Regions from separate parts of the Mus musculus genome. Here region 1 is linked to region 2. The links are chromatin loops, found by intact Hi-C in ENCODE. Cell type or tissue: heart. All regions are shown on one strand. Each heading gives the region's core, and the rest is flanking DNA. Links, peaks and the distances in the headings are about the cores only.

Region 1 (2,802 bases), core at 24-2,523, 71 kb after region 2:
ACTGATGGCACAGAAATAACCCTGGCAAGACTCAAACAGCAAGCACAGCTGGGAAGGATGCAGCCTAGCATATAGGAAAATAGATTAGGGGTAATCCCCCAGTAATTGTATTAAGCTGATTAAATAAATCCATAGGACTCTGCCTTGATAATTGGGGTGGTGGGAGGGAGAGCTGGTGAGGCCATATTAATAACTAATACAGTTTAGTAAAATCCATTTACAGAGGTGCTATTGCCTTTACAGGCATTAAGGAGTCTCTCTATAGCCCTTTTCATTCCTTAAGTCAACACATATGAGTTGAGCACCTACTGTGTGGGGAAGGCATGTAGGTGGAAAGGCTTGGGAGCTAAAGACAGAACTCAGGGAAGGAGGCAGGGGCAGGTGTGTGTGTGTGTGTGTGTGTGTGTGTGTGTGTGTAAGCTAGAGAAAGGGGAAAAAAATCACAACAGAGCCCGAGCATTCAGCTCTTTCCTGAGACTGAGGAGACATTACAAGCAGCAGCTCACCGAGAATCCTGCTTTCTTCCATCCTTCTTATTTGCCTGAGCTCTGAGTGCATCACAGGGTCAATATGGCAGCTGCATTGCACCTTTCGAAAGTGCCATCCCGACAGGAAGGCCTCTCCTTGAAGGGTTCTCTCTCCCTTCTTTCCTGTTGGCTGGAAAATGTTAGTGAATTTTTGGGGGTCCAGTTTAAATGTCTTCCTTCCACTATGCTGTGAGCATGGTCCACCTTCTTCTAAATTCTGGTTTGATTTTCTTCCCCTCCTCATTACGGAGCTCCTATATTGTCACTAGGCATCCCAAATCTTTGTACATATGAGCAAGTCCTACTGACATTCAGGAAGCAATGCCACACACACAATGGAATCTCCTCAGGCAAATCTTCGTAGAGGGACACTGGTGTTTCCCACAGCAGGCAAGCCTATTCTTATGGTCTGGAGGCTTAGAGGCTCACAGAGAAGAGAGGGATGCAGCTGGAATTGAGAAAGTTCCTGAATAGAAATGACCTCTCTTTTTAAGGTTGAGTTGGCTCAAATGTGTGTGTGCTCATGTGCGTGCGTGCATGTGAGCATGTCTCTGTGTGTGTGAGTTAGTGCAGGTGCATGTGTGGAGGTTATAGGACAGCCTAAGGTGTCAATTCCTCATCTCCCATCTTGTTTTATTGTTAAAAAAAAAAGGTTTTTTGTGTGTACATATGTGCCTGAGTGAATAGTTGGTCACTATATGCATGCAGTACCTGAAGAGGCCAGAAGAGGGTGCCAGATCCTGCAGAACTGGAGTTATACTTGGTCATGAGCTATCAAGTCCCAAATCATCTGCAAGAGTGCGAGGGCTCTCAACACCAGAGTCACCTCTCCAGCGCCACTTTCTATCTTGTTTGAGACACGTGTTTTTATTGTTTGTAGCTGCTTCTTTCAGGTAGCCTGCCTGTGAGGTTTTTTTTTTTTGGGGGGGGTGTCCTCTTGCCCCCACCTCCCATTTTGCTGCAGGAGCACTGGGAATTACTGAGGTATGAGGCTGAGTCTGTCTTAGCCACCTGAGCCATCTCTGCAGTCTCCGCTTTGTGTATTTTGATTACAGATTTTAAACACATTTCCTGGCAATTTCCTTAGGATGAGCCTGGTTAAACAGAGTTGGGAAAGTTCCTAGGAATCCCGTTGGTCAATGAAGCGTGGGGCTGTCGCTGAGGCTGGTAGTGTGAGTTCATGGTTATGTTTGTTCTTTTTCTCACTGCCATGAGAACGCAGTGTGTAACTGACAGGAGCAACTCAGGGAGGGACGAGTGCGTCTTTGAGGGTCTAGTCCTTTATGATGGGAAGGCTTGGCGTCAGGAAGACATGCTATTGCGCACACCATCAGGAAGTTTTTCAGGAAAGCAGGGCTGGAGGTAGGGTGAGGTGGGGTGTGGGGTGTGGTGTGCTTTGGGGGATGATGGCGCTCAACTTACTCTCCCCTTTCTGCAGTTGGGAGCCAGCCTATAACGCAGTGCCACTCACAGTCGAGATTTTTTTTTTTTTCCTTTTTAGTCAAATATTTCTGGAAACACTGACACAGACACACATAGATGCTCTAAATCCATTCAGATCGGTAGTGGAGGTGGACCATGGAAGCTGCGTTTGCTCTCTGAGGCCCTTTTTCTGCACCCTTCTCTCGTAGACCCCGTGACTCGCATGACACCCCTGTACTCTTCTCTCGGAGACCCCGTGACTCGCCTGGCCCACAGAACACACTCAGCGAAGAGCTGCTGACTGAATAATCCTCCTGCCCCCGTGCGTCTCCTCCTCCGTAGTCGTCACTGACGGACTGTGGTGACATGCTTTAATTAGACTGGCATTAAAAATGGAGTCCTGATGAGTAAACACGCTAATACCGAAAGGAGGCGATGATTCAATAGCTTCCAGCCTCCCAAGTTTAATTAATGCTCCTGTGAAACCATTGCATGTTTCTTGGATTTAATGCTTTAAATATTATTGGATTCTCACCATGGAGGGAAAACTGAGGAGAGTTTGGGATGCTCTGCCTTCTAGGATCCCCTGGAGCCCAAAGATGGTCATCCACATTTCAGAAGCTTCCTTCCCCAACAGTTACTCACTGGGTAATTTTGGTCCACTATTTGCCTTTTCTTCAAAGCTTGGCTTTGAATATGAGTAACTCTGTGGTCTCTTTTCCTACAGAAGCTTAATTTTCTAATCTTTGTCCATCAGTGTGTAATCTTATCTGTCCATGATATATTATAAGCATCCAGTCTATCCTCCACCCATGCGTTATATCCATCCATCTATCCATCCATCCATACATCC
Region 2 (2,802 bases), core at 199-2,698:
CCCCCCCCCCGCCCCGGGTGTTCAGTATTGCAGAACACTGAAAAGAGAGATGCAAACAGTTGAAGAAGAAAAAAAATAACCAGAGGACGGCAGAATTGAGAGTAAGACAGGATGCCAGAGAGGAAACCATAGAGGATGCTCTAGCTGCGGGGAGCAGCAGAGGTGCTGAGTGGGGGGCAGAATATGCAAGCTAGGTTAGAGGTGGGAGGAGGCGAGGGCAGGTCAGAAAGGCAGGGCATCACCAGGTGGTGGGTGAAGGAGGCAGGCAGGAGTAGACTGGCTGCTAAGTAAAAGGGACTCTGAAAGGCTCGCAAACAATGGAGGGTCGTCAAGGGAACTATGAGCGTGATCCAACACAAAATCATAAGCATACTTAAAGCATGAGGTTTTTTTGTTTTTGTTTTTAATGTTCATGGTTCTCGAGTGTGAGTTTGTAGCTAACACCTGTCTCCGTTTGCTTTCTATTGCGGTGATAAAGCACCATGACGCAAAGCAACATGGGAAGGAAATGGTTTATTTGCTTATCATTGGCGGCAGTCCATTTTGAAGGAAAATCAAGGAAAGGGCTCAAGGGAGGAATCTAGGGGGCGGGAACTGATGCAGAGGCCATGGAGGGGTGCTGCTAATTCCCTTGCTCTCCGTGACTTGCTCAAGCCTGCTTTAGTCTACCACTCAAGCTGACTTAAGAAGAGCGGAGCGCAGGCTCCTCTCAGCTTGCAAAGTCCCACCCTTCCGGGGAGGTAGACAAGGCTAGCGGGAGCAGAGCTCAGGGGTGGGGCGCAGAGGTACAGAGTGTGTCTCATACTGCTCTTGAGCGCTCTGCTCTCCTCTCACCACGCCCCTGTCCCGTGGAGACAGGTTCTTGTCCTGCCAGCGCAGTCCCGCCGCGGCCATTCTGGAATTGTTCGAGGAACAGAATGGCAGCTTGCAGGAGCTGCACTATCTCATGACCTCCATGGAGCGGCTGGACTGCGCCTCTGCCATCCAGAACTACCTAAACCGGTCTCCCCGGGGCAGCCCTGACAGGTTGCATGGAGGCACCTGGGAGAACCATGGCCTAGAGCTGGATGAGAAACTCTAAGCAGACTCCACGGCTGTGCAGGGTGCTTCAAGAGGCCATGCCATACCGTGCCATGCCTTTGAGCTCAGGATCAATGCCACAGTCTCAGGTGGACCGAACTGGAACCCGCAGCAAAGCCCGACAGCCCTGTCATCTGCCCTGCATCAGGATAGCTCTTAATCCTGCCGGCCAACTTTGTCCTGCGTGCAGATTCCTTCTTGGTCGGTAGGGGGCGCGGGAGTCTGGGAGATGGTCACAGCCAAGCAGCTTCTGAGATGCTGCTTAATTTTCTTGTGGACCTGTGGGCAGACCTCAGAGACTGCTCAGTCCACAAATATTCATGGAGCGCCGAGTCTCAGCACCAAGCTGGGATCATGAGGAACGTCGGCTTCTTTGGACTTGTCTTGGAGTCTGTTCTGCGAAATGAAGATGCACTCCCAGCCGGCTGAGAGCAACATTCTAGACAGTGTCTCCCTGTGGTTAGGAGATGTCTTGGGTGTGTAACTTTGTTGAGAAGGGAGGGCCCTGCGGTGGACTGGAACAAAGAGAAGTCTCTATAGAGGGTCTTGGGAGAGAACTTTGGCGGGGGAGGGGGCTCACCTCATTGATGTGAGGAATGGCCTCTTCTCCCTTCATCTCTTCACTTGCAGCTCACACTTTGTCCTCCTCCTCAGCCTTGTTTCTCTCATCACACAGGAAGCTGTGAAGCCTCAGGATGCGCGCCCTATGTCTCTCCACCTCCAGCTGAGAGTGTTAAGTTTCTGGCTGCCTTTTCTTGCACTTGCCCAGCTCAGAGTTGGCCTCTTTACTGTTGCTCATGTCTTCACATTGCTTCGTCTCTATCTAGTTATGGAATCCCATCTTTGTGTTTCTTTTTCTATTAGGAAAAAAAAAATCAGTCACTCCCTCAGGCAAGTGTCTGAGCTAATGCTATGTATTTCAAGGCTACTGAAAGAGCTTCGGCTATTCCAGGAATGAATAAGTAGAGACATTTCTCTCACAGATCAAGTTCCTCCTTAGGGGCAGGATTAAAGGACCCCCACCCCGCTCCGATCCAGTCAGCAGTTCTGGCTACTGCTACTCTTGCTTACCGATAGTTTTGTTCGTTTGTCCAAAGGTATACAATCCCTTTGGAGATAATAAAATTTCACTTGCACATTTAATGAAAATACTGGTACTTTTGAATGGTGAGCAATATTAATTATTAGATATGAAAATGCCTTTCTTCCTAACTTTGTTTTGCTAAGATTGACAAATTTGGACGTAGGTCTAAATTTTTAGTTTTTAAATATTTTACATGTGTGGGAATGTGTATGTGTGAGCGCAGGTGTCAGTGGAGGGTGGAGAAGAGGCTGTTGGAGGTGCAGGAGGTTGTGGATTGCCTGACTTGGGTGCTGGGAGCTGAGTTCTGGCTGTTCTACAAGAGCTGTATGTGATCCTTAAGCACCGAGCCGTCTCTCCAGCCCCCAGTGACTTGGGATCATAAAATCATCCGAATGAGCATTTTGCAATTTGCACTTCTGGTTTGAAAACAGACTGGTCACTCGGGCAGCTCGTTCCCCATTCTTGAAGCAAGCCTTCAGATTTGGGGCACATGTTTCCTTTTTCTGCAAGCCACACTTGTCATCGTCCCCCCCACCCCCACACCTTATTTTCCCGTCTCCCATCTCTACTGCTGGGCTGTCCAAGTGGGTGCCCTGGCTCAGAACTGGCCATTGAAGGGCACTTTCCTCCTCTCCAGC

The links. Peaks named below come from ENCODE experiments on the same cell type or tissue, not always from the same donor. Only the 100,000 strongest peaks of a DNase experiment are listed, where the experiment ranks them.
Region 1: it touches region 2 in a loop (2.4-fold over the local background); 1 of 42 quality-filtered maps calls a loop at or near these places.

Annotation. Positions count from the first base shown.
Region 1 is chr17:48,537,279-48,540,080 of GRCm38, forward strand. It overlaps a transcript of Unc5cl not described here. Among named protein-coding and RNA genes, the nearest start is that of Gm30419, 44 kb to the right of the region's middle. In heart, for the core only: a CTCF peak has its summit at 1,253 (motif pointing right); no DNase peak of the experiment used is centred there.
Region 2 is chr17:48,466,458-48,469,259 of GRCm38, forward strand. Unc5cl (unc-5 family C-terminal like) reads left to right here. Exons shown (of 9, transcript NM_152823.4): 9 at 859-2,229. The coding sequence ends at 1,081. Among named protein-coding and RNA genes, the nearest start is that of Unc5cl, 13 kb to the left of the region's middle. In heart, for the core only: a CTCF peak has its summit at 1,280 (motif pointing right); a DNase peak (open chromatin) is centred at 1,224; H3K4me3 peaks cover 1,210 bases; H3K27ac peaks cover 428 bases; H3K27me3 peaks cover 921 bases.